6 separate regions of the Mus musculus genome follow, and regions 1, 3, 4, 5 and 6 are each linked to region 2. Evidence: chromatin contacts called from ENCODE Hi-C or POLR2A ChIA-PET data. All regions are on one chromosome and are shown on one strand. Each heading gives the region's core, a stretch centred on a gene start or an enhancer-like site at or near the end of the contact. The rest is flanking DNA. Distances are from core to core; before and after follow the strand shown. Region 1 overlaps Gng7 (guanine nucleotide binding protein (G protein), gamma 7). Region 2 holds the start of Map2k2 (mitogen-activated protein kinase kinase 2). Region 3 holds the start of Cactin (cactin, spliceosome C complex subunit). Region 4 holds the start of Timm13 (translocase of inner mitochondrial membrane 13). Region 5 holds the start of Pip5k1c (phosphatidylinositol-4-phosphate 5-kinase, type 1 gamma). Region 6 holds the start of Gadd45b (growth arrest and DNA-damage-inducible 45 beta).

The links. A loop is a pair of places that touch in the nucleus more often than their neighbours do. ChIA-PET counts read pairs that join two places held with the same protein, here RNA polymerase II (POLR2A).
Region 1: POLR2A ChIA-PET joins it to region 2 with 12 read pairs in embryonic stem cell. The contact joins the enhancer-like site here to the promoter of Map2k2 in region 2. POLR2A ChIA-PET finds 5 or more read pairs at or near these places in 4 of 5 experiments (Patski and embryonic stem cell).
Region 3: POLR2A ChIA-PET joins it to region 2 with 24 read pairs in embryonic stem cell. The contact joins the promoter of Cactin here to the promoter of Map2k2 in region 2. POLR2A ChIA-PET finds 5 or more read pairs at or near these places in 3 of 5 experiments (Patski and embryonic stem cell).
Region 4: POLR2A ChIA-PET joins it to region 2 with 12 read pairs in Patski. The contact joins the promoter of Timm13 here to the promoter of Map2k2 in region 2. A Hi-C loop is called at or near these places in 1 of 37 maps with a recorded cell type or tissue (adrenal gland). POLR2A ChIA-PET finds 5 or more read pairs at or near these places in 4 of 5 experiments (Patski and embryonic stem cell).
Region 5: POLR2A ChIA-PET joins it to region 2 with 20 read pairs in embryonic stem cell. The contact joins the promoter of Pip5k1c here to the promoter of Map2k2 in region 2. POLR2A ChIA-PET finds 5 or more read pairs at or near these places in 3 of 5 experiments (Patski and embryonic stem cell).
Region 6: POLR2A ChIA-PET joins it to region 2 with 52 read pairs in embryonic stem cell. The contact joins the promoter of Gadd45b here to the promoter of Map2k2 in region 2. A Hi-C loop is called at or near these places in 1 of 37 maps with a recorded cell type or tissue (adrenal gland). POLR2A ChIA-PET finds 5 or more read pairs at or near these places in 4 of 5 experiments (Patski and embryonic stem cell).

What each region holds. Positions count from the first base shown.
Region 1 is chr10:80,959,360-80,964,336 of GRCm38, forward strand. The region is part of intron 2 of Gng7 (guanine nucleotide binding protein (G protein), gamma 7); the gene reads right to left. Among named protein-coding and RNA genes, the nearest start is that of Gadd45b, 32 kb to the left of the region's middle. Within about 2 kb of position 1,937, at least 1 of the 3 ENCODE cell types and tissues checked has a DNase peak (open chromatin) inside an H3K27ac peak, as active enhancers do.
Region 2 is chr10:81,103,616-81,108,426 of GRCm38, forward strand. It overlaps Map2k2 (mitogen-activated protein kinase kinase 2), which reads left to right and starts at 2,300. Exons shown (of 11, transcript NM_001347144.1): 1 at 2,300-2,623. The coding sequence starts at 2,532. Mir5615-1 (microRNA 5615-1) reads right to left here and starts at 1,058; the gene lies at 999-1,058. Mir5615-2 (microRNA 5615-2) reads left to right here and starts at 1,001; the gene lies at 1,001-1,060.
Region 3 is chr10:81,318,239-81,322,973 of GRCm38, forward strand. Cactin (cactin, spliceosome C complex subunit) reads left to right here and starts at 2,865. Exons shown (of 9, transcript NM_027381.2): 1 at 2,865-3,208; 2 at 4,200-4,735. The coding sequence starts at 2,973. Pip5k1c (phosphatidylinositol-4-phosphate 5-kinase, type 1 gamma) reads left to right here. Exons shown (of 18, transcript NM_008844.3): 18 at 1-1,736.
Region 4 is chr10:80,898,058-80,903,101 of GRCm38, forward strand. It overlaps Timm13 (translocase of inner mitochondrial membrane 13), which reads right to left and starts at 2,912. Exons shown (of 3, transcript NM_013895.4): 1 at 2,567-2,912; 2 at 2,425-2,493; 3 at 1,393-2,202. The coding sequence starts at 2,686. The coding sequence ends at 2,104. Lmnb2 (lamin B2) reads right to left here. Exons shown (of 12, transcript NM_010722.5): 12 at 3,306-4,843. The coding sequence ends at 4,802. Tmprss9 (transmembrane protease, serine 9) reads left to right here. Exons shown (of 18, transcript NM_001081688.2): 16 at 1-49; 17 at 128-264; 18 at 1,122-1,437. The coding sequence ends at 1,283.
Region 5 is chr10:81,290,040-81,294,947 of GRCm38, forward strand. It overlaps Pip5k1c (phosphatidylinositol-4-phosphate 5-kinase, type 1 gamma), which reads left to right and starts at 2,924. Exons shown (of 18, transcript NM_008844.3): 1 at 2,924-3,113. The coding sequence starts at 3,020. Tjp3 (tight junction protein 3) reads right to left here and starts at 1,228. Exons shown (of 21, transcript NM_013769.3): 1 at 1,009-1,228.
Region 6 is chr10:80,928,432-80,932,938 of GRCm38, forward strand. It overlaps Gadd45b (growth arrest and DNA-damage-inducible 45 beta), which reads left to right and starts at 1,660. Exons shown (of 4, transcript NM_008655.1): 1 at 1,660-1,928; 2 at 2,017-2,118; 3 at 2,598-2,820; 4 at 3,102-3,773. The coding sequence starts at 1,885. The coding sequence ends at 3,215.

The DNA.
Region 1 (4,977 bases), core at 687-3,186, 140 kb before region 2:
CACGCTTGTCCTTCTGCACCCAAGACAGGAACCCCGCATCCATGACCTCTTTCTGAGGCATGTGGACTTTGAGGAAAATACCTGTAGATCATCACCTTGCACAACCTGGTCAGGTGATGAGCTCAGGTCACCTGTTTGTGGACAGAGAATGAAAACATGTTCTGGAATGTGCTGGTGTTGTGAGCGCAATATGGTGAGATGTTCACAGCCAGAGCCATGGGGAAGACAACTCAGCTGGAACAGTGCTTGTAGCTTAGTGGCAGGGTGCTTGTAGCTTAGTGGGCAGTGGTTGTAGCTCAGTGGGCAGTGGTTGTAGCTCAGTGAGCAGGTTGTAGTTCAATGGGCAGGGTGCTTGTAGCTCAGTGGGTAGTGGTTGTAGCTCAGTGGGCAAGGTGCTTGTATGTCAGTTGGCAGTGCTTGTAGCTCAATGGGTAGTGGTTGTATCTCAGTGGGCAAGGTGCTTGTATGTCAGTTGGCAGTGCTTGTAGCTCAGTGGGCAGGGTGCTTGCTCAGCATGCTGAATCCCTGGGTTCCATGTACAGCATGGGGCATGGGGTTGCAAAGTTGTTATCCAAGTACTTGGGAGGCAAAAGCAGAAAGATCAGGAGTTCAAGGTTATCCTTGTCCACATAGGAAGTTTGAGGCTAGCCTTGGCTACATGAGACTCTGGCTCAAGCAATAACAACAACAATAACAATAATGAAGAGACGGTCTAGGGTGGTGGAAATTTCTGTGACCTGGTTGGTCTCAAGCTTCTGCATTGAAGCAATCTTCCTGCCTCAGCCTCCTATGTAGCTTGGAGTTCTTTGCCTGACACTGTCACCAGCTCATTGTGTGTTTGTGGAGACAGCCTTGCTCTGAAGCTCGGCAGACCCGGAACTCTTTACAAGTGCACATGTGTGGAAGTCGAAGGGCAGCTTTGGGGAGTCTGTTGTTTCCTTCCACTAAGTGGGTCCTGAGGAGGACTGAATCTGGTTATCAGGCTTGGCAACAAGCCCCTTCACCACTGAGCCCTCTCACCAGCCCTCTTTCCTTTCCTTGTCAGATGGGGTCTCATGTAACCCAGGCTGGCTTGAAATTCCCTAAGTAGCTGAGGATAGCCTTGAACTCCTGACCTGCTGGGATAGACCCAGGGTTTAAGCATGCCAAGCAAGTGCTCTGCACTGAGCCCAGCACCAGCCATGAGTAACTCCATCCACCCTCTGCAGTACCTGTCTACCCAAATCTGGAGGCTGAGGCAGAGGGACTGTCACAACTTTGAGGCCAGCCTGGGATCATCAGTGAGACCAAGGCTCAAAAGAAAAACAAAACTGGAATTAAATCAATGCTGCGTGAACCTAGGCTGGGAGCGTTGACCTAGCTCTGAGATTGAACTCAGGTCCTTTACCCACATGGCTGTCTTCCAAGCTGTGCACTTTGTAGCATTAATTGATGATTGATTGAGACAAGGTTTTATAGGCACCAGGCTGGCCTTGAACTCACAAAGATCCTCTTGCCTCTAAGGAGATTAAAGGTATGGTTCACACCTGGCTAAATTTTGTTTCTGCAGTACAATTGGCCTAAAACTCACACAATGCCTTGTGTACTTCCAAGAGCAGCCAGAAGGGGGCGTCTCCCCCCCCCCCCCCCCGCCCCCGGAGCTTGGAGTCACAGAGGGTTGTGAACCCCATGTGGGTTTAGGAACCTAACTGGAGTCCTCTGCTGAAGCAGTCAGTGCAGTGTGATATAGCCTGGGCTATCTCCCCAGGCTACAATGGCTCTAAAGTAGAGCTGAGGGGGCCATTAACGTCCGCGCCCCCCCCCCCCCCCGCAATCCACTTTAGGAAACAATGACATTCAGATCCAAAAATGCTGGAGAACCTGTGCATGCCGGGCATAGCTCTCATAGCTGGGACACCGCCACTCCCACAGGCTGGGAAAGCACAGCCGCCCCTCCCCTCCCGCAGTCTTCTCTGCTGCTGAGAAAGTCCCGGGCCAGCTTGGAATCCTGTGTCAGGGGACCGGAATGTGGGGAATGCTGGGGAAAGGGTGGGGGAAAGAGACAAGGGTCCCCAGGTGGGAGAAGGAAGCCAACCCTGGGGAGGTCTCAGCTGGGAAGATACCCACCTCCCTCCCCGCAGGGCCTGGATATGGGAATAGGAGGGAACCAGGCTGTGTGTCTGCCTGTCCCTTTCCAGTGCGGGAGCCAGAAACCAGCAAAGGAAAGGATTAAGATCAGGGCCTCGGGGTGGTGTGGTCCCAGGGACTCCCTGGTGCCCCCTGTGCCAGCCCCACCCCACCCCCGCGTGTTCATGAAGGGATGAGACGGAAGTGGCTGGGGTTGAGAGCTCCATCCTTTGCACCACAGAAACCGAGTTCTGTGGCCAGCTTCTGCAGGCAGAGGCAGGAGGATGGAACCCAGGGTCACCCAGAGTGAGTGTGAAGCCAGCCTGGGCTACATGAGACGGCGCACGCGTGTGTGTGTGTGTGTGTGTGTGTGTGTGTGTGTGTGTGTGTGTCTAAAGACTGGATTGGAAATGAACTCTGTCTAATTCAGGAAGAAAAATTAACGTCCAGACTGGGTCGGTGAAAGTTGGAGGCTGGATATGACTGGGTGGGGGGCGGGGCAGGGGGGAGTGGGGGGGGAGCTGGACATGAGGGATTCTAGGCTGGATCTAGCGTGTAAGGAGTGGACCCTCTCCTTGGCCACCCCCACAGCCCCTCACTGGGGATTCCAGGCAGGGACTCCTCTCTGACCACGTTCCCTTTTACTGTTTATTTTGAGACAAGGCGTCCCTAAGCGGCCCAGTCTGGCCTTGAACTTCAGTTTTCTCCTCAGCCTCCTAGAGAACCATGTCTCACTCCTATCTTCCTATTAACATCCAGGAATCCGGCTCACTTTTTCCCTCCCTGGTTTCTCCTCCTGCCTGCCAAAAAATAAGTTAAGAAATAAGTGGAAAACAAACACAAAACACAACCAAACCGCGAGGCCGGATGGGCAGGAGGCAGACGCAGGACGCCTGCTCGCTCCCAGCACATGGTGTTCAGAAAGGAGCTGTGTTTACAGAGCCCAGATCAGAAGCCAAACAAACCAGGCTGAAGTGCTACTCATAGAGCCTGGCTGTAGCCCCCCTGCACCTGTGCAGCCTAACACACACCACTGTATACAAAAATCGTTTCAGCCATGATTGCACACCACTGTATACACAGGGGTGGGTCCCAGTGATGACTGCACACCAATTCTGAAAACAAGGTCTCTGCAACGATGTCACACCACTATATATACAAGGGTCTTGAACACAATTGCATGCCAGCTGTATACACCAGGACCTTGGTGATGAATGCATGTCCATGGGGCATGTACACAGGAAGGAGCCCAGGATGGGGGAGGTGGGTGTGTGAATTTCAAGTTGCTGGGTCACGTGATTGATTATGCTTGGTTTGGCTTTTTTTTTTTTTTTTAATTTTTTTCAGAGATTGCCAAACTGCTTTCTATGGCAGCTGTGCCGTCTCCTCTCCCCACCCGTGCAACCCTAGTTGATTTTTCCAATTTAGTTGTGCAACTGTTTGCACTGTTCTTTTGGCTTCGCCTGGTCTGTGTTTATTCAGTGAGTCTTGGCCTAGGGGCTCCCATATGGAGGTGACTGTGACATTTGGGGAGCTCCTGGTATGGAATGGGTGCAGCCCCCACCCCCGTAGAGAATGCTATAGCATAATGTCCCTAGCACCCAGGGGATCTCAGCTTGGCTTTGTCTCCACAGAGAAGGTGATGGTCACAGCAGGTGCTGCCCTTGGCCTTGAGCAAGCCTCTGAAGGACTGCTCCTCTGTGCTTCTCCTGGCAGCTGTGATGGGGACCCTCATTGTGTCCCCTGACCCCCAGCAGGCTCTCCTGTCATAGTGGACACTAGAGAGAGCTAAGAGCCATGGACAGAGGTTGACACCCTCTGTCCAACCATAGGAATGCATGCATGTTGGGATTCCCTGGTGAGCCCTCCCTAAGATGGATGGGTCAAGCTTGTAGCTTCTCAGGGTCATGGCGTGGGGCTGGCCACGTGAGGACAGTGTGTGACCTCACAACAGGACTTGGGGGTGTATTTCCGAGGGAAACCAGTGACCCAGATGAAAAACAGCATCTTGTGACTCTCTGTCAGCCGTGGCCCCTTTGTTCACAGGGTAAATGGGTCCCTGTGTGGCTATATTTAGAAAAGGGCCAAAGAATAGCTATGAGTAAAATGTCCACGAGAGGCAAAAACAGATAGTTCAGGCGGGCCCTGCTCCCAGTGCAGAGCCCCAAAATGAGCTGACTTGTGCTGACAGAGACGGGGCTGTCACCTTAGTGACAGGAACTGGAGAGAAAGGAGCACTGTTTACCCATCTGGCACTCTGGGGGCAGTGGGTGGTGGCCTTTGGTCCTCTCTGGCTGTGTGTGTGTGTGGAGGGTAGCCATGATCATGTGAGAGTTTGTAACCTTGGGTATGGGGGCTGGGCCAGAACACGCAGCCCCGTGGCTCCTGTCACCCACTCTCAGCTTCCCGGTCCTGAGGAAATGCTGTCACCCTGGATCCATGCCAGGGCACAGGGCAGCCTGGGTCTCGTGAGCCTGTAGCTCCTGGGCTGAAGGAAGGGAGGGTTGGTTGGAGAGAGGAGAGGGCTGTGTGGGGACTCAATGAACTTCTATAAGTGACACTGAAACCTTTCCGTCTCTCTGCAGCCTCTGGGATATTACTTTTCCACAATCAGAAGAAATCCCTCCAAGAAATTCTGACAAAGTACTTGACTCAGTATTGCTGGGCATCAGAGCATGGCCCAGCTTCCCTGGGTACCAGCCCCAGGTGGGAAAGATCAGGCAGACTCCACAGGGGCTCCCGCCTATCTCAGTATTCACAGGTCTCACATCCCTTGGCCTGTGGCCCCTTCCTGTCTTGTCAGAGCCATGAGCCTGAAACTTCCTGGTCTCTCTGCCTCCACCCCTTGTCTCGCTCTGCAGAGAACCACGT
Region 2 (4,811 bases), core at 1,050-3,549:
CCCTGTATACTTTTGGCTGCTGCTGTTTTGGTATAGGGTTTCAGTACACAGCCCCACCTGGCCGTAACTGGTTATGTAGACAAAGTTGGCTTTGAATTCCTAGAGATCTTTCAGCCTTTACCGCCTGATCTGGGTCCTAAAGGCATGGGCCACCACACCTGCTGACTTGGGCTGAGACAGGTCTTTCTTGACCAGTGCTGCCCTTGTCTGCTCTCATGAAGACATGGCCTTTGAGCCCATGAAGTTCTTGCTTCTATTCCTCAATTCTCTGGGATGTGAGGGTCCTTCCTAGTTACAAGCTCAGATAAACCGTGACCATTGCACCCTGCCCACTGTGGGCAGAAGTCAAATCCCGAAACACAGGACATGCCCAGCGCAGAGGGGAATAACTCCACAGGTGTGCACTGCTGTAAAAGTTCCTGCAGTTGCACCTCGCAGACAGTGCGTTTATTATGTCCCATTGCGGGTCAATAAAGATTACATGGAGCTGAAGTGGAATAAGGGCATGTTCCCGGGGACTGCTGGAAAACAAGGCAGAGCTCGAGACCCCAGACATATCTGAAGTGCAAGCATCCAGTGAGCAGGGCAGGATACTCCTGACAAATGAACGGACAACTGGGATCGGCAAGAGGGTCAGCGGGCAGAGGAGCTTGCACCCAAGCCTGAGGCCCTGAGTTCAATCCTTTCTACAGAGTAGAAAGAGAGGGAAGGCCCCTGCCTAGATCTGCTCCATGTGCAGCTGGTGGACAAGGATTTTCGATTGGGAAACCGCTGTGGTGACATTTATGGTGTTTTGAGGCCCGGACTTCTGTCTGCAATGATGCATGAAGGCAGATGTAAACCAGGTCTCTCCCCAGCTTCTCCTTAGCAGCTGGCCTGGGAACAATCCACAGACTTATAAAACAGTAACTGAGCGGGGCAGGCTCCACTGGGCAGAACACTCACCTGGGTTCCACTACCAGCCGCAGAAAGTGGTCCCTTGTTGGGCTACACCCCAGTCCTTGGTTGTTTTCTGAGACAGAAAATGAGACTCTTTTCTGTCTCAGAAAACAACCAAGGACTGCTCTTCCAGAGGTGTTGAGTTTAATTCCCAGCAACCACATGGTGGCTCGCAACCATCTGTAATGAGATCAGATGACCTCTTCTAGTGTGTGTTTGAAGACAGCTACAGTGTACTCATACATAAATAAGTAAATAAACCTTAAAAAAATAAAATGGTTTGTTCTCACAAAATTGTAACAAAAAAATACATTCTCAAAGTCATTGAACTGAATAAAGGCTGTAGCCAGGTGAAAGCCTGCTTGCCTCCCTGGTGGGTTTCATCTTTACCATCTGAGAGGTAAAAAAACGCGGAGAACTTCCTTGTGAGATGCTGTCACTCAGAACAAACTTCATGGCCACCGTGGGCTGCAGAGCAAGACCCTGCAAGTCTGATTTCCATGTGCCTGCTCAAGAGCCCAGAGCAGGGGTTTTACTATGTATCTGTACACTCTGAATTCCAAGAGTGTGACCCTGGACAAAGAACCAGCCCTGAGTGGTATGTCTACACAATGGAATGCTATTTGGCCAGGAAAAGGACGAGAGCCCTGCCATCCAAACCATTGTGGATGGACCTTGAGGGCAAAGGAAAAACAAGCCAGACATAAGTGACCCTAACCACAAGAAGTGTTCGGATTCACACACTGAAATGGTGACCGTCAGGGATGGGGACCAAGGGAATTTATGTATTACCCATACCCGAGCTTCAATGAAGGGCCGTGAGAAAGGTCTGTAGGGCTATGGGATTGTTGCAGAACAGTAAAACACTAGGGGTTGGGACTGGAGGATTGCAGGGAGTGGAGGTGAAGCCTGGACAACACAGTAACTTCGAGAACAGTGTGGGTGGGGTACTGAGGCTCTGTCTCAAAATAAAAACAAAAACAAACAAGCAACAAAACAAACAGCAGGAAGTAGGGCTCAGTGGGTAGCGCTCTCGCCTATAGGACACGGGGCCGCAGCAAAGCAGGAAGCAGGTAAGGTAGCTCAGGCCTACGGTCCCAGCGGCCAAATCTAGGAAAATATATGAAACTAAACAAGTCTGAGTCGACTGATGCTGGCAGGTCTGTCTCCTCGCGGTCCTGCCGTGTGTAACCCCACCCGCGTTTGAGACGCACACGCAGCCGACCCCGGGAAGCTGATCGTACAGACAGACGACTGCACCGCCGCAAACATTAAACACAGCGTCCGCCTCTGCCCTTCTACAGTAGGCCGGGGAGCCACCTCGCGCATGCGCCTCGGTTGAGGGCGGGACCTCGCAGAAAAAGATCTCGCGAGAGCTCGGCCTGCGAGCTTGTGGCCGCCCCCTGTTCCCCGACCTCCCGGCTGCGCTGCAGCGTCAGCTTCACTCGGCCTCGGCGTCGGTCTGCTCGCCCCGGCGCTCCGGGCTCGTCCGCCTTCCACCTTCTGCCCGGCCTAGGCCGCAGCCCCGGGCCCGCGTCGCGCCGCCCCCTATGGGCCCCGGCTGAGGCGTCGCCGCTGGCCGTGGAGCCCCGATGCTGGCCCGGAGGAAGCCGGTGTTACCGGCACTCACTATCAACCCTACCATCGCCGAGGGCCCGTCCCCCACCAGCGAGGGCGCCTCTGAGTGAGTAGGCGGGGCGTGTGAGGACAGGGGCGGGCCTCGGCGTGAAGGGGGCGTGACCACAAGTGGGGGTGTGGTCTGAAGGGATAGCAGCGCCCGGGAGGACAGGGGCTGGTCCTGAGAATGGTGTGGATGGAGGTGAGAGGGGCGTGGAGTTCGAGGGCTGGAACAAAGCCTGGTTGGGGGTCCGGGCATGGAGGGGGTTGTGGGGGGGGGGGTGGAGGCAGGGCCAGTTGGGTGAGTCACGTGGTGTGTCAGCTTGGCCCGGGGAAAGGGGCGTGGTCTAAGGTGAGTGGCCTGTGAGCTTAGAGGGCCGTGGCCTTTGAGGACTAGAACAAAAGCCTGGTTGGGGTCGGGGCCAGAGCAGTGAGGCTGGTGGTCTTATCAGGTTGGCCAGATGGGAGAGGGGCGTGGCCCAAGGGGAGAGCCCTGAGTCCTGTGAGCGTAGAGGGGCGGGGCCTCGGCCGGAACTTGGCTTTAGAAAAGTTGGTCTGGAGAGTAGCAGTGCCTGAGGCAGGGTAGGGATGGGGACAAGGTGCAGGGATCTGAGAGAATGGCTTTGGGAAAATCTCTGCTGTTGAAGGGGAAACAGGGGGCAAAGGGGGCGGCGTGGGTACAAGAGGGGGGCAGGTCCTGCAGGTGTTGGGACCAAGAAAGGGGAGCTAGAGAGAGGTATGACTTGGAGTAAGGAGAGGGGCCTGAAGAGAGGCAGGGCAATTGGAGACCCAAGAAAGAAGACGTCCTGAAGGTGGCCAGGAGAATCAGGGGAGCAGTGAGGCTTTCCGGGTGTGTGTGTGTGAGGTGTGGTATGGTTAGAGGAACAGAGGCCGTGCGGGGTAGCCTAGCCTAGCGCTTAAGACTGGGTACCAGGTGAGTGGAGCAGTTGAAGGCATGACTTGTCTGAGGAGGCAAGGCTGGCCTTGCAGGGGCAGAGGGAAGGAACCTGTTGGAAGAAGCAAGGGGAGGTGCAGGGGAGAGCCTGGCTTGGGGAGTACATGGTGACCTAGTGGAAAGTGGACAGTGCCCTTGGAGATGGGTGTGGGGGTAACAGACTCACTATGATGGGGTGGGATGAGCGATGCAGTTGGGTACAAAGCCTTCCTGAAAAAGGGTCAAGTAAGGACGATTGATCAAATAAGGTTAGGGATAAGGTTTTTTTGGGAGGAGAAGGGGAAGGCTGGTCTTCCTGAAGGGAAAAGAGGGGTGTCCCAGGTGAGGACAGCCTAAGAATCCTTGAGTGATACCAGACCAGGGAGGCCTCTGTCAGGAAAGACTCGGTGAGACACCCCTTTGTGGGCATATCAGCATGATGGAAGTGCCTCAGTCTGAAGGCAGCTGTTGAGGACCCCAGAGTGCATAAAGATGGCCTGGGGTGTGGTGTTCCAGGAAAGAATGGGGAGAAGGCTTTCCAGTGTGGAACTTATAGTAATGGCATGAGGGGGACCTGAGGCGTTGGGTGAAGTGCCTAAGAGACTGAAGCCCATGATGAAAAATGTCAGAGAAGGGGGTGCTAGGTCTTGGAGGTTGAATCCTGCTAGCCAAAGCTAATGGCTTAAAACACCCACTGGGAGACATGGGAGGGCTTAGGTGCTTCCCAGCAGCTAAGGACAAGATAAAGGGGCAGCCAGAAGGTGCTGAGTGCTTCAAGGGCTACATACAGTACAGCCTGGGGTCCTGTAAGGGCGACTGGTGCATTCTCATGCTAGCAGGCTCATGGGATGTGTGTGCAAGAACTGGGTGTGACAGATGGTCAGGTGGGTGGCTTTTCTGAGGGCCTCCCCTCCCCTTGGATGAAGATGGAGGTGGGAACAGGTTTGTTTGTTTGTTTGTTTGTTTCTGAGACAGGGTTTCTCTGTGTAGCCCTGGCTGTCCTGGAACTCACTCTTTAGACCAGGCTGGCCTCGAACTCAGAAATCTGCCTGCCTCTGCCTCCCAAGTGCTGGAATTACAGGTGTGCGCCACCACTGCCCGGCAGGTTTCTTAGTTATAAAAGCCAAGCCGGTGCTGCTGAGGAAGGATGATCAATTCAAGCCACACTAGGTCACAGTGTGCATTCAGGGGTGGTCTGGGTAGCTTTTAGACCCTGTCACAAAGGATAGACCCCTCTACCTAGAATCCACCAGTGAGGGACTGGATATGGGTGTACCTAGTGTGTGGGTGGCCTCAGCTTTGATTAGCATAATCACACATA
Region 3 (4,735 bases), core at 1,615-4,114, 220 kb after region 2:
CCCAGGTGTGTGCTCCTGAGTTGGGTCACCTCAACAGAGCCCCTCTGTCACCTCAGGTTTGGGACCCGAGCAAACCAGGACTAGGCATGCCCTGTGGTCTTTCTGCATCTGTTTACTGCCACTGGAAGGACATCCCCACGCATGACTGTCACCTAATGCTGGACTGGGAGGGTCCATGTTGTCTGCCTCTCATCCCCTTGAAGCCCTGAGCTGGTGCCGTGGGTCCCCTCAACTACCAGGGGATTCTCTGCCCTAAGAAGGGCACAGTCAGGCTGCAGGCTGAGGGCTGGGTCCTAAGACACCGTGGCTGAAGAAAATAAGGGAGAAAGTGACATCACCTCAGCAAAGCCAACTATGTCCACCGAACACCAGGGAGATTGCGGCCAGTCTCCTCCCCTGGGCACACCCCAGTGTGTTGGGTACAGTCCAATCGTGTCATGCCCCTGCTTCATGGATGTTCCACCCACGGTGTGCTGGTAGGAGGAATCAGGCTGAAATGTTCTGAAAGCCAGCAGCCTGAAGCCACTGCTTTTGGGCCAGCCGCGTAGGCCTCTTGGGTTGCACCTTCAGGGACAGAGGTCAGGACCTGGCTGGCTTCCAAGGACTGCAGCAGCCATGGAGGCAGTGAGGAGCATGACACAATCATCATGGCCAGAAAAGGCATGGCCAGGGACAGGACCCGTGCGGGGGTGGGGCAACCGAAGGAGAGATGGACAGATGTCTGTCCCTGGACCTCAGTCCCCTTCCTGTTTTGGGATGCACAGTGAACACACTGGTAAGCTGCTGCAGGAGTTAATTCAGGGGCTGCAAAGGCAACTTGGGTTGGGCCTTGCACAGACCAGGCAGGTATAATATCACACCTGTCATCCCAGCACTTGGAAAGTTAAAGCAAGAGGGTTGTGGCAAATTCCAGGCTAGCCTGGGCTACAGAGCGAAATGAGACCAAAAGATAAAACTCCCAGGGCTGGCCCTACCACTCAGTGGGCAGAGCTCACCCAGCTGCGTAAGCCCTGAGTTCCATCCCAGCACCGCAGAAACCAGATGGGGTGGCACACAGCTGCCGTCCCTGACTTGGGAAGTAGAGGCAGAAAGCAGGCATGCAAGGTCATCCTTGGCTGTAACCAGTTGGAGGCCAGCCTGGGCTACATGAGACCCTCTCAAAAGAGAATCTGTAAATATCTTTGTGACTCCCCATCGTGTCCCCATCCTGTTCTCTCCAACGGCCACTATTGCCCCACCGTGGACGGTGTGTGAACTGTACTGTAAGGCCTGGGGGCTCCTCCAAGGCTGAAGAGGTGCCCTCTCCGGCCCACTTCTGTTCTCCTCAAGCCATCCCAGCAAGTCCCCTGTCCAGCCCCACATCAACCTCAGTGCAATATGCCCTCCCCGTGGGGTCCCTTGGCACGGTACTGTCTGCAGCCCCTTGTCTCTCACCCCTAGCTCCACTCTCCGGTGGTTAAAAATCGCATCGCACATCCTCCCCCCAATCCTGTTTTTATTGTTGAATCCATTCTGTAAACTACAAACCTCGTGTGTCTTACTCATCAGGACTTGGGATCCCTCGTCCTCAGCCTATGTGGTCTGGTGTTTGACAATCCAAGCACAGTGTCCTCTTGGCACCAACCAGAGGGGCCTGTCCCTCCAGCGCAGCCGGCAAATGTATGCAGTCCAGGTCCCCGCCCCACCTGTCACAGCCCCTCTTTTTGAGATCTGTAATAAATCTCTAATAAGAAACAGCTCCTCTCCGGTGACTTATGCGTGCGTGCGATGGGAGAGCAGGCGAAGGGTGGGCACCACGTGTTTTGTCTCCCCCGCTCTAAACCCTCCCTGGATCCCACATGATGAATCCCAATTCGCAGATGACTTCCTTTCTCCAAGCCTAAACTTCCCTATCCATAGATTAGCCACAAGTTGAGCGCAGTACGCAAGCTGGCGGGCGTAGTAGTACTCAGACTCGTCCTGGAGTCAGCCAGAGACTGTCTGTTCATGTCCTGTTGTTTTATTAGCTCGGAACCGGTTGCTACAAGGCTACCCTAGAAACCGAGGACTCCCGCGAGCGCTTGGGTCTCCGGGTTTCAATTTTTAGAAGTACACCGGGCCCTGCAGGTTTAAGTTCCGCCCACTCTAGCCACGCCCCTTTGACGTCCTTTTCCAAGCCCAGCAAGACCCCTAAGCGCAGTTTCTGGGTTCATTGGCCCCGCCCTCAGATCCAATGTGTCCATCTCGCCCCCAAGGTCCCGCCCACCGCCGCTCTACTTCCTCCCACTCCTCAGTCGGCCACTCTCGACTACATATCCTGCCCGTACCCATTCACAGTTCGTAGTTACAGATGTCAATCTTGCCTCAATCAGCCCCTCTTCCACCCTCTCAAATCCTGATATGCACTCCTCCGCCCATTGGTCTACGCCTGTCAATCTAGTTTACCAGACCCCGCCCACCCCGGCTCCCGTAACCGCCATTCTTGCGTTCCTTCTCAGGCCACGCCCAGCGCAGGTCCCCGGCCGGGTCTCCCGATCTACAGTTGTCGATCTCCGTAAGCCCCGCCTAACCCAGCCCTATTCTTTCCCCATAAGCTCCTCTACTAGGCTCCGCCCCTAGGGCACTGCCCATGCAAGTGCAGGCTCCGCCCACTAGGCGCCTCTTCCGCCCTGGAACAACCGCCTCGTAGCTCCGCCTCCCTAAGCACGCTACTCGCCGGTCACCTAGGGCGCGAGGGAGGGCCCACCTAGGTCAGTCTCCTTCACTGCATGAATGGAGCGTCAATCCGCTAGTTCTAACGGCGTCCCGTTAGGAATCTACTATGTGTTCCCAGCTTGAGAACTCCGGAGAAATCTCGGGTTATGTTGTCCCTGGAGTCCCGGTTAGAGGGAGTAAGTCATTCCCTGTGATCAGGCGCACTTTGGACAGTCCTTAGAGCGCCGCGCCAAAGGAAAGCCCCCGGCGCCAAGCTTCCTGGTTGTTTACGCGCGCGCATGCGCGGCGCGGGCCGCCAAATGGGTCGGGACTCTCGCTCGCGCTCACGGTCTGTGGGTCGCAGGGGTCGGAAGCAGCGGAGTCGAAGCCGGGGCCGGAGCCGCAGCCGGAGTCGGAGTCGGAGTCGGAGTCGGAGTCGGAGCCGGAGCCGGAGCCGGAGCCATGGGCGGAGCAGCCGAAGGCGACGGGAACACGAGCGGCGGCGCGAACGCAAGCGGCGCAGCCGAGGGCGCAGGTGAGCGTCCTGGGGGCTGCTCGGGCCTGGGAGCCGAGGGACAGGCGGGGCAGTATCCGAGATGCCGGGCTGCGCCGGGGCAAAGGAGACTTCCGGGGACCGCGGGCCATGAGCATAGGGGACCGAATGACTCCACTCGCCACCTCTGCATTCATAGACATTGTCTTGTCCCGGGCTGGCCTCCTGCGTCAGCCTCTGGAATGCTCGGGATTACAAGCCATTGCCTCACAGTTAAGGTTTTTTGCATTTCCTCATAGTTAATTCTGCTCAGTTGACAGCCCTTCTTCTCAACTGGCAGTACTTCTAACAAGTTGACCAAAGCCTAATCAGGACACCGTTCATACAGCACTGGAGATACAAGCCCGAACAGCCACATCTATCTTTTACTGTGGGTACTGGGGATTCGAACTCATGTCCTCAAAATACTACCTGGTGGTATTCCTCTTTCGTGGTTCCTGGGCTGTCAGAGAGTCCATCTATTGGGCCTCTCGTCTGTCATTTCTCATCCCTTCTACCTGTCATCTCAGCAGGACTTGACGGCACTGTACACACCAGTAACCCCAACACTTAGGAGACAGATAAGAACCAGCCTGGCTGTAGAGGGAGTTCCCACCTGATAGCATTGTAGATGTCATATTTAAAATAAAACAAGCACTCAGAAAGCAGAGACAGGAGGGTCTCTGAGTTCCAGGACAGCCAGGGCTACACAGAGAAGCCAGCCCTGTCTCGAAAAAAATCAAAAATTAAAAGAAAATAAAAACTACATAAAAAAGAACTACTCCCTCACTTTTAACCTTCATTTCTCTTGCTGTATTGTCTGTTATGGCCCTGGGACTTGTGTAGCTCTACTATGAAGGACAGCCTAGCTCATGTGGGGAGCAATGTGATTTACAGGCCGGTGAGGCTAGAATTCTAGGCAAGTACCTCAGCACCTAGGATGGTGCCCAGCAGCAGCCAGCATTGAACAGGTCTTGATGTGTCCTTCCCACAGGTCAGATTCGGAAGGAGAGCAGCGGCAGAAGTCTAGGAGGCGAAGCCAGAGCCTTCGACCACCCCGATGGCACTCACAGAACCAGTCCTCATGCTCTGACTCGGGTGAGGAGCGGGCTCAGGGCTCCTGGGCCCGTAAGGGTCACAGGCGCTCGTGGTCCCCGGGGTCATCAGCGTCTAGCTTGGACTCCCCAAGACGCTCCCGGAGTCCCGGGACAGCTACCCTGGCCCTGAGCCAGCAGCAGAGCCTGCAGGAACGGCTGCGGCTTCGTGAGGAGCGGAAGCAGCAAGAAGAGCTGCTCAAGGCCTTCGAGACGCCTGAGGAGAAGCGTGCGCGGCGACTGGCCAAGAAGGAAGCTAAGGAACGCAAGAAGCGGGAGAAGATGGGCTGGGGTGAGGAGTACATGGGCTACACCAACACCGACAACCCCTTTGGAGACAACAACCTGCTCGGCACCTTCATCTGGAACAAGGCCTTGGAGAAGAAGGGCATCAGCCACCTGGAGGAGAAGGAGCTGAAGGAGCGCAACAAGAGGA
Region 4 (5,044 bases), core at 1,662-4,161, 200 kb before region 2:
GACGGCGCTCGATGCGTCATCACCGGCTGGGGCTCGCTGCGCGAGGGAGGTATACACGCATGCGTCAGGCGCAGCCCAGGGGGCGTTGGAGACACTCCCCACCTACACCTATCCCCGGATCCCACAGGCTCCATGGCGCGGCAGCTGCAGAAGGCCGCAGTAAGGGTCCTCAGTGAACAGACATGTCGCCGCTTCTACCCAGTGCAGATCAGCAGCCGTATGTTGTGTGCAGGCTTCCCACAGGGTGGCGTGGACAGCTGCTCGGTGAGTGGAGACAGGGCTTCTCTTAATCCATGTTTGTAGCCCAGGCAGGCCCGAAGTCCTGCACCACCACTGTCCTTTGAATCTTTCTGTCTCATCTCCAGTGTGCTGGCAGGATACACATTCGCCACACTTGGCGTTTCACGTGGGTTTTGGGACTTAACTTGGGTCCTCACGCTTGTGTGACAAGCCATCTTCTTACTGAGCCTGCCCAAGTCACCCACAGCCCACCTGACTCTGGGGACATCACATTTCACAACTGCACATTCAGAGAAAACATGTGGTTTCCCAACCCCACATCCTACTGGAGGGTCCAGGCAGGGCAATTATGGAGTTTGAGACCAGCTCGCCCCAACAACACATATACTGATGTGTTTCGGTACAGGGAGATCTGTACTGATGTGTTTTATGCGATGCTTGCTGTGCAAACGGGAAGACTGAGCACAGATGCCCAGGAGTCATATAAAAACTGGTGCTTACAGACTATGTGCGCTTGTAACTCCATTCTGTGCGGGTAGCAACAGGGGGACTAGCGGGGAACTGGCCACCACCTACTTCCAGGTTCACAGAGAGGCCCCGTGTCAGTGGAATGGAATGGAAAACGACAGATAACCATTTAGCACCCTGCTCTGGCCTGCACATGCGCAGCACACACACACACACGTTGTTCCTTGGGACAAGGACCCTGCAGAGGCATAGCCAGTGCAAATAATGAAGCACATTAGCACTGAACCCATTCCCCACAGGGCAAAAGTGAGGCTCTTGGCAGCCTCTCTCTCACTCAGGGGCCTTGTGAGTGCAGTTGCAGGAGTCATGCCTGCTCCCGAGGGATGCTCGTCTGAGGACACTCTCTCCTTTAGGGTGATGCAGGGGGACCCCTGGCCTGCAGGGAGCCATCTGGCCAATGGGTGCTAACTGGGGTCACCAGCTGGGGCTACGGCTGTGGCAGGCCCCACTTCCCAGGTGTCTACACTCGAGTGGCTGCTGTGCTGGGATGGATAGGCCAGAACATCCAGGAATGATTGCCCTGTGGCTAGCAACCCAGGCGTGGACTGAGAAACACAGCTACGGGCCACCCACCCCACGCTGAGGAGTTGGTAGCAGGCAAACATGGGAGTCCGATGGGAACTAGCTGTGACTGTGTATATTGTTCCAATAAACAGAGTCCTTTCTCCTACTGGCTCAGAACCTCTGTCAAAGCCACGAGTCTCCAGGAGCAGGGCATGTCTCCAACTTGGCTCCTTTGGTGCTTATGTTTTGGTGGGACTGACCAAATTGACCAAATCTCATGTACCAATCCTCTTGCCTCCACACTTAACCCACCCTCAAGTGCTGGGCAGACAGGTGTGCACCACACTTGGTTTATTCAGAGTTAAGGTCAGCACCCTGGGCCTCATGCATGATAGGTGAAGGCTACATGAAGCCTTGCTTCTTAACCTCGGCTGGTCTCCCCGGGATGACCAAACACCTGAGATCATGCTCCGAATTCCCTGAGAGCCAGCAGCCCACTGACCCCAAGGGGAAAGATACCCTGGGAGGTCTGGGCCTACTCAGGGGAAGGGACCTGAAGCAGTGAGGTGACACGCCTGCTTTACTGCCCCAGCAGCGATTTATTGGCCTGCTCTCCTGAGGTCACAGGTCAGTGGGGCCAGCCAGATCCCTGTGCTCTGTCGGGTCCTCACTCTCTTCTGAGATTGAGCTGGACGCAGCAACCCAGGGGAGAGGCCTCGATCCCCAAGCCCTCCATGCTGCCAGACTTCAGGGCGGCTAGGAGGAGACACCCTAACTGGCAGGGAAAACAGTTCAGACCATAAGCACGGTGTCCCGAGGCACAGGTCCCGGTCACATGTTGGCTCGTTCCCGCTGCAGTCGAGAGTTGTAGGCGCGGGACACGGTATTCCAGGCGTCCATGTAGCGGTCCATGCACATGGCGATGCATTTCTGCAAAGCGTGGAGGGGGATCCCTGACTGACGGTCACACGACCCGAGGATCACCCATGAAGGCTGCACCGATCTAGGCACAGAAGCCGGGTCCTCACCCCGCGCACGCGCACAACTTCCTCAGTAGCTAAGGCTAGAGGCCGCGCACGCGCACATCTCTCAACCTCCTAGACGCTCCTGACCCCGCGCCCCTCACCACCCCGGGTTCCCGAGATGTCTCACCTGCTCCGAGTTATCCAAGGAGCCCCCGGGCTTCCCGATGCACTTCCGGAAACACTTGTCCGTCATTCTCTGTGGACACACGCGAGGTCTCAGCGGGGACTCACCCGGGGAACCCCGCCACCAACCCCGGCGCGCCCCGCACCTGGAGCAGCTCCTGCGCGTTGGCCACGGCGATCTGCACTTTCACCTGCTCCATAATGGCCCCCGGGTCCAGCTTCCCGCCACCCGTGCCGCCAAAATCCGAGCCGAAGCCGCTGTCCATGGCTGCTCAGTCAACCGGGCCACGGTCGCGCACACCGACCATACGCCCCGGAAGCCAAGCCGGGGCACCACGGGAAACAGAGGCTGAGTCGATTCCCACAAGGCAGCGCGCGTCGTCAGCAGTCTGACAAAGCTGCGGCCTGAGTCACCATGGAAACAAGTTAAACTACACCTCCCACAAACCCGTGCGCGCCGTGCACTCTGACCTCGGAGGCTCTATGGGAAACTGCAAACTCCTGCTCCCACAAGGCTGTGCGCGCCGTCCCTAAGCACTGTCCTTTGGCTTCTAGAAAGGAAGGAAACCCGAACCACAATTCCCAGAAGGCTGTGCAACTTCCCGCGTGAGCCCACTGACTTTTGACGCCCTGGCAAGGGCTGGACCAGGGTCATTTTGTCCTGGACCTCCCCGCTGCGCATGCGTACAATATAAAATCCTCGCTGCTTTTTTTTTTTTTTTTTAATATGTTTTTTTTTTAAAGTTATACGGATGGTTGTGAGCCACCATGTGGTTGCTGGTATTTGAACTTCGGACCTTCGGAAGAGCAGTCCGGTGCTCTTACCCACTGAGCCATCTTACCAGCCTGCTGCTCCTATCTTAATCTGAAGATCTACTCTGAGGCTGCAGTTAAAGTCAATGTTTATTTGAGTATACAAAAGTTTCCAGTTGTAAAATGTATATTACAAATCATAGGCGTAAAAGAAAAGGTGGAACACACGTTTGGCATGCATCTTATAAAAGAAACAATCTGTAGAGCTGAGCGATGTGCGCAGTGCCGGCGGCTCCCCAGCAGCAGTGCCACTCCGGTAACCATCTCACCTAGCCAGGGCCAGAAACAGACCCCTGAGGACCTGCAGATTACTCTAGACCTGCTCCTCAAATACAAGGAAGCTAGCTCCAGTGCAGAGTACACCTGCCCTGTGGGCAAGGCAGCAGAGCTGCGCAGTGACTGCAGCCAGCCATAACTATCCAGGATCCAACGCCGGTCACAAAGAAAACGGAGGTATCTAGAAGCAGGAGGTGGCTGGTGGGTTCTGGAGGTTGGTGGCAGTGGTGGCATCCTGTGGCCAAGAGCTCTTGCCTTGGGGGAAGACTAGGCCTGGACTCTTCCTACCATCAGCTGTGCCAGGAGAGAGAAAGAACTCGCCCTAGCTCAGTAAAGGAAGCTGCCAGTTGTGGCAGCTCCAGGCCTGAACCCCCAGAGCATCATCCCAGTGAGCTGCGTTACTGACCGATGTAAAAAAATAAATATTCTTTAAAAAAATACCATGTGTCAGTGGTGGGGAGGTGACAGGTGAAACTGGCTGGCTCCTGGCACTAAGTTGCAGGGAAGCAAGTTTCCAGGCCTTGCCATCGAGGTGGGGCACAGAGGGGCCACACAGTATTCATACAGGAGAGGCCAGGAGCATAGCTAGTGTGGCCACACTCATGTGAGCAGTCACTGGCTGGGAACCTGCAGCCTTTGCTCCTGAAGGCACAACGCCCACGGTTTGCCTGTCCCCTTCAGTCTTAGGATGGGAGGCGTCGTCCCATGTGTGAACTCGCTCCTCCTTGGTCCTCCGCTTTAGAAGGGACTAGAACAATTCAGAATCTGGGACCAGAGAAGCCTGTGAATGCCCTGGAGCTGGGGACTGTTATAAACCCTTCAGATTCAGAGCACAAAGCTGGGCCATCCCTGGTTTCAGGTGCCATCAACTCCAGGAGAGGAGGGTCTGCCCTGTGTCCTAAGAGCCACCACATCCTGACAGGCTAGTGGGCCCCACAGCACTCTTGGATTCTGAATTTGATTTGATTTGAAAGGCTTCAAAGAAAACAACTGAATCACCAGTTTCATACAAAGTCCACCCTGAGCTAGCAGCCATTCTCCTGCCCCAGATCCAGGCCCAAGTCCCTCAGCCTGCGGGTTCCTAGCCCCAGGCCTCTATACCATCTTGACGGCATGGGGCCAGGTCAGGCCGGTGGGCAGAGGGCACCTCCATCTCGGAAACCCAGCAGAGCCCACCCACATTCTCATGGTTGCTTAACAGTCATCGAGAAACAGACCAAGGACTAGTGAGAGCAGACCATAAAAAAGTAGTTTTAGGGGCTCTGGGGACCATGGTGACCGTGGGGCAGGTTTCACATCAGTCGGCAGCCCCTTGAGGTAGTCCTTGGGTCCCCCTGCAAGGAATGAGGGAGGATGCAATTAGGCAGCCTGCTCCCAAGCAAGTGAAAGGCCCTATTCCAGAGCCTTCCATTTGTCCCCAGCCCAGACTTGGGGGCTGGAGTCCCTGTCTCCCCACCCCAAGCTCTAGGCAGAGGGAATCCTGGCTGAAGGGTTAGGAGTGTGGCCTCTGAGGTCTGTGGTGTCACAGAGCCCAC
Region 5 (4,908 bases), core at 1,674-4,173, 190 kb after region 2:
CCCAGCATCGGTGCCACACGGAAGTGCCAGGCCAGACAGGGATTTTTCTAAGATGTCGCCCCAGGGAGGTTTCTTGGGGGTTAGCTCTAAGGCCCCCTGTGCGACAGTCTTACTCTACTGTGCAGCCTCCGGGAGCAGTTACTCCTGTTTGGGCTTCACTTCATTTTGTGCCAAATAACTGGGAACTGAGCTGGGAACAAGGGCCCCCAGCGCCCCAGCGCCTGCCACTATAGCATTAGCTTCTCCTTGGTGCAAAATGAAAAACTGAGGCTGGGCTAGTGCAGCAGCCAATACCAGAACTCCCAAGGCCAGGTCCCCCTGTGTGCTGATCCTTCCCGGAGAATAAGATAACCTGGGGGGGGGGGGATGGTGGTGATGTTGGTGGCTGGACACACCTTCCTGAAGGAATTGTTTTTCTTTGTTTTGGGGCAAATGACACAGAAGGTTCCTGTGCCCCTCCCAACTCCTCTGTCAATCCCATTAGGCATCTGTCCATCCGTTCTACCCTCGTCGTGCAATTCTCAGCTGACAGACGTGCTTTGGGGAGCTGACAGAGCTCCTGTCCTCTCCTGTCCCCACAATGTATAACCTAGGACAGGTGGCACATTCATGCCTTGGATATATGGGGTGACCCTCAGGGAGAGTTCCAGAAAAACTCAAGAGTTAGTTCAGGAGTACCCCAACTTCCTCTGCCATCTCCCAAAACTGCAGGCCAGCCTCCCATGGGAACCAAGATCCTTCCTGCTAGGGGATCAGGGACCAGCCTCCCTAGCCACCACCTGCGCTCACAAAGACCCTTTGAAGGCTGGGCTGCAGCGTGCTGGGCGCTGTGCCAGGGCAGAAACTGCACCCGCTGGAACTTTCTGAAACTGTGTCAGATGTCCCCACAGGATGCCAGCTTCCGGCTCCCATGGGGGGCATCCAGAGCAAACTTGGGGGTCCCGGGAGCCTGACATGGGATCACTTGGATGCATAAAGCCCTTGGGATGAGCTCAGCTGGAGACTTACCGGTCTGGAAGGCTGAGTGAATGGACGCAGGGTGGGAGGTGGAAGCTGGGTCCTGGATAGCTGTCAGGCATGGGTGGCAGGGAGGAGACCCGAGCTGGCTGCTCGGGCCGGGCAACCTGTTTGCTCAGCGAAAGCGGAGTGGAAGGAACGGTGGGCGAGTCCCTTTGCCGGGTGGAACCGGCAGGACTGTGCAGGTTGTGCGCAATTGTGAGTGCAAGAGAGGCCGGCCTGCAGGTGGGAGGGTTTGTGGCTCAGTCGCAAGGTGCTCTCACGTGGCCAGACAGGCCTTAACCCCTGAGTACCCAGAGAGGCCTAGCTAGCCCTGCACCCCACAGCATCTACACCACAGAGTAGGTGCTCACAAAACACTGAGCATCCTACGGGATGAATGGGCTGTGCCTCGCGCTGCAACTTACCCGCTGTCAAGCTTCCAGCTTTCATCACAAGGGGGGACACTGGAATAATCAAAACTCTCATGGAGCCACAGCCCAGCTCATTACTATGGGATTCTAGGCGGGAACTCCACCCCTGACTACGTCCCCAGCCCCCTCACTGGGGAATTGTAGGCCATACCACACCTTTTAGCCACACCCAAGATCATTATCTACTCTATTGGCATTGACTTCCCTGTCTGTACACCTGACCCCTTGTGACTTTCCAGTTTCAGACTTTATTTTTGGTTTTTTGGTTTTTTTTTTTTTTTTGAACTTTGCTTCCTCTTAATTCGAGCACTCCTGACCTAGTTCCTTCCTGTGATGCCCAAAGAGATCTCAGCTTTTATCAGGTGTCCATATCGCTGGAGGAGTTGGTGACCCCATCTTAGTTCCTGCGGCAAGAAGACTTCAGATTCAGGCTTCTAACCCGCTTTCAGAAGGTGCTGTTACTGGGCTCCAGTGACCACACTTTGGAAGCCCAGGCTTAAGTCAAGTTCTGTCCACACCACACACCAAAGCGCTCTTTCTGATGCAATTGTCTTAACGGATGGTCCACGCCTGTCCTAGCAAGGAGGAAGCTCAGACTGGAGTGTCTGTCTCAAAAACACAACAAACAATATATATTACATACATCTTATTATTTTGCAATATGACATATGCTTATTTTTATTGATAACTTATGTTGTAAAGCGATAAAATGACAGTAGTAAAATACACTTCTAATATATGTAATAAATTTCTTTAACGCCCACACTCCTATAGCCCAGGTTGGTCTCTTTAAATCAATATATAGCTGAGGATAACTCAGACCCAGCACTGGGGAGGCAGAGGCAGGAGGATTTCTGAGTTCTTGGATCTCGTAGACTAGGCTGGCCTCAAACTTGGAGATGCACCTGCCTCTGCCTCCAGAGTGCTGGGATTAAAGCTGTGTGCCACCACTGCCCAGTTGTGGGTTTTTTGTTGGTTTTAGTTTTGGGGTTTTGTTTTTTCAAAGATAGGGTCCCACCTATGTAGCCCTGGCTAGGCTGGAACTTGCTATGTAGACCAGGCTAGTCTTAGATTAGCTTGCCTCTGCCTCCGTGTAGTGTCCGCCTAGGGTGCCCCTGAGCCTCATGTCTAGGCTCTGCCCCTTGATATCCGATTGGCTGTAGTAGACTCTAGACCACGCCCCATCTCGGTCCCCTGCAGACGCTCTGGTTTGTTTGAGCTGGTCTGTTCATCCCTCTATGGACGCTTGGAGGCGCTGGTGAGTCGTACTTCACTTTAGCTCCACCCCTGCTACCTAATTGGTCAGGTTCCTCACTTTGCTGAGGCCCCGCCTTCCGCCCCCATACCGCACGTGAACACGTTTCTTCCTGCACCGGACGCCGGAGGGCGCTCGCAACTCCCTTGAGTGTGTGCCGCCCTAAGCCCAGTCCTTATATCCAATTGGTTAGGAGCTTCGCGTCGACGCCAGGCTCCGCCCGGGCCCCGCCCCCTCCCTCCGCCCTGTAGTGCAGGCGGCGCTTGTTGTTCAGCGGCGGCGGCCGAGCTCGGGTGCATCCTCGGGCCCGCCGCCGCCGCCGGAGCGTTCGGCCATGGAGCTAGAGGTGCCGGACGAGGCGGAGAGCGCCGAAGCGGGGGCCGTGACGGCGGAAGCGGCCTGGTCTGCGGAGAGTGGGGCGGCGGCAGGTAATGCGATCCCCCTGGTCGTTGCGATGGGCTCGCCCCTCTCCCCCGCCGTGGCGCGTGGTCTCGACCGCCTGCTTCGCGCTGCGGTGCGGCCTGCCGGGCTGATCCATTCTCAAGCGCGGCACGGGGGTTCACGCGCTCTCCCATTGCGTGTGCGGGGGAGGGGGCATCAGCGTTCCGGCCGGGGAGGCTGCACCGCCCCACCCGGGGATGCGGGGCTTGCAGCGCTCGGCCCATTTTAGGGTCCTTGGGTGACACGGTGGAGCTGCAGGCGGGCGTGGGTGCGGCTCTTTATCCTGGCAGCGTGTGCATGCAGCGAGCCTCTTTTAGATGCATGCGGTAGCAGTGAAGCGGTCCTCCGGTTTGGAGATAGAGGGAACCCGTTTTCTTGCTGCAGGGGATAGAGACAAGCAAGTCATATCTGCCCCTTTGAGTGTGTGGCGAGTGGCTTCTCCACAGTGTGTGGGAATGCTGGAGCACCCTCATTCTAATGGGGGACCCCACTTGCGGACACTGCCTGGCAAAGAAGGGCGAGTGTGTCCTCCATGCGACCCCCTTTGCTGGGCTGTCAATCTTGCAACTGTCACCTTCTGGTCCCTCCCTGCTACACATCACTGATCACCGATATGTTGGCCTCAGTTTACCTCCCTCTAAAATTCGGGCTGGGGAAGGATAAAGGAATGATGTTGAGGTGTCTTCTCTGTCCTGGCTGGGTGAGCAGATGACCCGTCAATCCCCCAACCTCCCAGTCCCTTCTCCCTGGACCCTGTGGGGCCACCCAGCTTCCTGGTGTCCCCTTCCTTGTCAAGAGCAGCATCTCTGGGTTTGCAGTCTGTATGCAGGGCGGTCGGGATGCACAGCTGAAAGAGAACAGAACACTCCCTTCTCCATGGAGGTCACAGGAACTTTCTGGATTCACAGAACTCTAGGCTCCCTCAGTAGTGCTCTGTGGCTGACAGCTGAGTTAGGTCTCTGTGGGCTCACTTAGGCTTCCAAGGTTCTCCCTCGCTGTCCTCATGGAAGACCAGGAGGGAAGGAGGAGCCAGGGAGCCAGGGGTCTTCAACCCCAGGCGCTCAGCTTTTTTTTTCTATGCCATTGGGAACCTGGTAGCTAACCTGCTTCTAGCCTCCAGCCACCTGCCCTTCTGGGCTTGTCACCTGGTGTCCCATGCCATGCTGGAGAAATTGTGCAGGGGACAGCAGGGCCCTTAGTGGCCATAAACCTGATTGCTCCGGGCACTCAGTTCCCACGACAGAGTCCACAAACATTGTCCCTGTATGGAGCCTTTCGTCACAGGGGGGGGTAGGGGGGCCGACAAACTAGCTGGAGCAGACAGGGTCTGTCACCGAACTCTGGACAAACCTGTGCCTGACTGACCCCCAGGGGCTGTCTCTCCCGGAAGTTCCTTTTCCTGCCTAGAGTCCTGTTAGTCATCCACACAGAATCCCATAGCTGCTGGTGAGTCCCACCCTCCCGTCAGACTCCCTGCTGTGTCCCCACCTGTAAAATGGGGAAGCCATCTGGATCTGCTCTGACCTTGGGTTGTGAAGCACTGCCTTAAAGGAGTCAGTTGCATTTATTTACCACCAACTGCATACCTGCCTCCACGTGAACAGGGTGGGTGTCCAGTGTCGGTGTCTCCAGCCACACGGGGACTGGAGGTCAAAGGCAGGAAGAGTGAGGCCTACCCCGCTTCCCAGAAGACCTGGTGCTCTGTGGTGCCTGTCTCCCCTGCAGCCCTGTCAGCAGCCTGTTATCTGCTCTGGTAATTTCCACCTATCTGATGGGAAGGAA
Region 6 (4,507 bases), core at 410-2,909, 180 kb before region 2:
ATAAAAAAAAAATCGCTGGGCAGTGGTGGCCCACGCCTTTAATCCCAGCAAGCACTAGGGAGGCAGAGGCAGGCGGATCTCTTGAGTTCGAGGCCAGCCTGGTCTACAGAGTGAGTTCCAGGACAGTCAGGGCTATACAGAGAAATCTGTCTCAAAAAAAAAAAAAAAAAAAAAATCATTCCAAGTGTTCTCTCCCCCTCCCTTTCCGGAAGCTGCGTGAGCAGAGACCTCATGAGGCCACCAGGTGTCGCCGCCGCGCCTCTCACGCCAGGGACATTTCGCATGCTGGGTGGGTGGCGCGGAGGAAGCAGGATGCGTCACCAGACCCGGGATCGGGGGATCCGGGGATCCGGGGAACCGAGCCGCGCGGCCGAGGCCAGGACCCAGGCTGGCGGAGGAGGCGACTCAGGGTGATTCACCGGGAGCCCCCGTGCACCGTGGGAGAATCCCACGCGGGTCTATCTGCCTCGCTCGTGTCCTTGCTGTCGACTACCAGCCCTCAAGCTGTGGCTTGGAACGCCCTTGGAAGCCTCAGTTTCCATTTTGCATAATGCAGATATCAATTCCTTTGCCTGACAAATCTTGGAAAGATAAATGACACGCGTGGAAGAAGGGGCTTGTGCTTCATGCTACGCACTACAAAAATGCCAGGGACATAAGAGCGGCTGCCTTTCAGTCACCTCTCCCCGGGTCAGTACCCTTCGGGTTTTGCCACTTGGCTTCCCCCTCAGGGGTTAAGTGTGGCGAATCGATCTGAGGATAGACGGTGAGGCAGCCGGCAGGGGGCAGGGTCACTCCGCAGAGCGTCTGGAGGGCTCTTCACCTGCGCCTCCCGTGCACACGTGAAATTCTCGGGGTGCCGGGAGGAGGGAGAAAGGGTTCCGGATCTCTCCCCCTGCGATCCCTTAGTGCTCTGCAGCCAGGACCCCTGGGGCACCGCCAAGCCACCTACCACGACCACTAGGAAGCTTCCTGTGTGCCTCTCCTCCCGCGACCCTGGCCTTAGAGGGCTGAGCGTTCTCAAAGCACCTTCGTGCTGGCGATGCTAGGGTGCCTTGGTAGTTCTCACTTTGGGGAGAGGATCCCACCGTCCTCAAACTTACCAAACGTTTACTGTATACCCTAGACGTTATTTAAACACTCTCCAACTCTACAAGGCCGGCAGAACACTTAGTAAGCCTCCTGGCGCATGCACATCCCTTCTTTCAGAGCTTGGGAAAGGCTAGGGACTCTCCGGGGACAGCGAGGGGATTCCAGACAGCCCTCCCCGAAAGTTCAGGCCAGCCTCTCGCGCTGGAAACCCCGCGCGCGGCCTGCGTAGCGCGGCTGCCGGGAAATCAGGAGAGAAACTTCTGTGGTTTTTTTTTTTTTTTTTTTTTTTTTTTTTTTCTCTCTAGAGCTCTCTCTCTAGAGCTCTCTGGCTTTTCTAGCTGTCGCCGCTGCTGGCGTTCACGCTCCTCCCAGCCCTGACCCCCACGTGGGGCCGCCGGAGCTCCGAGCTCCGCCCTTTCCATCTCCAGCCAATCTCAGCGCGGGATACTCGGCCCTTTGTGCATCTACCAATGGGTGGAAAGCGCATGCCTCCAGTGGCCACGCCTCCACCCGGGAAGTCATATAAACCGCTCGCAGCGCCCGCGCGCTCACTCCGCAGCAACCCTGGGTCTGCGTTCATCTCTGTCTTCTTGGATTAATTTCGAGGGGGATTTTGCAATCTTCTTTTTACCCCTACTTTTTTCTTGGGAAGGGAAGTCCCACCGCCTCCGGAAGGCCTCCGACACTTCTGGTCGCACGGGAAGGTTTTTTTGCCTCTTGGGTTCGTATCTGGACTTGTACTTTGCTCTTGGGGATCTTCCGTGGGGGTCCGCTGTGGAGTGTGACTGCATCATGACCCTGGAAGAGCTGGTGGCGAGCGACAACGCGGTTCAGAAGTGAGTACAACAGAGGCTGAGGTCTTCTCGCCCGCCGCCTGAGGTCTGCGGGGCTGTCATCGGCTAATCTCCCCATTTGGCCTTTTAGGATGCAGGCGGTGACTGCCGCGGTGGAGCAGCTGCTGGTGGCCGCGCAGCGTCAGGATCGCCTCACCGTGGGGGTGTACGAGGCGGCCAAACTGATGAATGTGTGAGTCAGCACCCCCCTTTCTCGGGCGTGGGTGGGGGCGCCCCTCTGATGCACGCGCGCTCCAACATCCCTATAGGGCTCGGGGCTTTGGGGGACTTTCCCAGCGCTCTCGGTTTTGGGGAGTGGAGGGCGACATTTCTCAGAGAATTTTTTTTGGGGAGGAGGAAAGAGAGTCGCTGCAGAACCCTGACTTCGCAAGTTTGAGGTTTTGTGTTTTTTGTTTTGACAAGGCAACCCCAGTAACTTTGGACTATGTGCTTCCTCCCCCACCGCCATCAGTATTTGCATAGTCGGCCACCCCAGCACCCGTGCAGTACTGCGGCTGGGGGGCTGTTCTTATATACACTCCTGATGCACGATGGGTCTTGTCCACCCTTCCCGCCTGCGGTTCCTGGAGCTCATATCCCCCTATCCCACCCCGTGCACGGTGACACCCGCTCCTGGTCTGACGACCCCCTGACACTCCTTCTCTCCTGCAGGGACCCCGACAGCGTGGTCTTGTGCCTCCTGGCCATAGACGAAGAAGAGGAGGATGATATCGCTCTGCAGATTCACTTCACCCTGATCCAGTCGTTCTGCTGCGACAATGACATTGACATCGTCCGGGTATCAGGCATGCAGAGGCTGGCGCAGCTCCTGGGGGAGCCGGCGGAGACATTGGGCACAACCGAAGCCCGAGACCTGCACTGCCTCCTGGTCACGGTGAGCCCTCCCCCCCCCCACGTCTCTGTCTCTCTCTCTCCCCGCCCCACCCACCCGTCCTGGTCACCTGGGTCCCGTGTTTGTCAACATAGCTGGGCTGGCTGGTCCAGCACCAGCTCAGTGCCCAGCCATGCTTGGCATGTCCCGTGGGCTGCCTAGTCACCCTGGCAGCTATTTTGAGCCAGCCTGTTTTTCCCCAGTAGGGCCCCTGGCGCTGAACAGAGGCTCCCTACCTAACTCCTAGAACTCCCACTAAACCCTTCTTTTTCTCCCTCCAACAGAACTGTCATACAGATTCCTGGAAAAGCCAAGGCTTGGTGGAGGTGGCCAGTTACTGTGAAGAGAGCAGAGGCAATAACCAATGGGTCCCCTATATCTCTCTAGAGGAACGCTGAGACCCACTCCAAACATCTAAAGCAACTGTCGAGTTGCTGTCCCCTAAAAAAAGTAAATAAAATACATATTTGACAGCCCCCTCATCCCCCAGAACAATCCCTCAAAGGCTACCCTACCCGTGATACCTTCTGGGAGGGGCGGAGTCACCGAGACTGAGATGAGGAGAGGGGCACGTGCGCCCGCCCGCCCTCTGGGCTGTGGAGCCAGGAGCAGCACCACAGGTGGTCGCCGAGGTCGGAAGGAGGGCACCTCAGGCAAGAGGAGACTGAGACTTTAGAGCCAAGGCCTGGCAGTCCTGCAGCCAGCCTCTGCTCGCAGCCGCAGACGGTCTGGACACCGCCGCAGGGGTGGGGTGAGGCGTCCCCCACCCTGCGGGACAGTGAACTGTGCATAAGTCAGCGGAGGGCGACGACCCTCGCCGCGGGACCCGGGACTCGAGCCCGGGACTTCGCAGCTACAGCACATCTATTTTTAATATTGTGCTGAGCAAGACAGATCGCTTGCATATTTTTAAAAATTTCTACTACAGAGACATTCCAATAAACTCGTTAAGCCTTCGTGTTCTCGTTGTATTTTACCCCCGCTCCCACCGGCCCCTTCTGCCTACCCTGTGTCGCGCCATGGGCCACCAACCCTTGTTAGGAGCTCTGAGCTCAGCAGCTCTAGACGCTGCTGCCGTCTGCTGTAGGCGCCACCACCCAACTCCAGCTTCATAGCAATTAAGACGCGGGTTTATTACGAAACCTGGCGGCCCATCCCCCACTGTTACCCACCGTGCTGGAGCCCGGGTCTGAGAACGTCGGGAAGAGGACTGCAATCTCCGTCCCCACCCTACTGACCTGCCACCTCTCAATTGAAAGACCAGAGAGGTGGTGAGAACGCCTGAGGCGGCTCAGCTGGGGGCCTCTGGGGGGTGGGGGATGATCCCTGTCCTCCCCTGGGGACGCACCCTAGGTCTCTTGTTCCTGGGATGGGCTCTGTGGATGCACAAAGGGAAAAAAATGCTTTTTCATTCTTTCCCCAAGCTTAAAATCAACAGTAGGAAACACCCTGGAAGCCTTGGCACCCGCTGCATCTCTCTCCAAAACGAAACTACCCGGCCCATCCCAGGGCTCCCCTGCTTCGCTAGCCTCAGTTTACCAGCGACCTTTCCACCAAAACCCTCGTGGGTGGAGAAAATCCCCGGGGGCGCCCTGGGAGTCACACGCGAGGGGGGAGCCCCAAGGAGGGGAGTCCCCAGAGACCGGGTGTAGGGTTTGGAGGAGGGGAAGGGTATCTGGGGTGCAGGGTG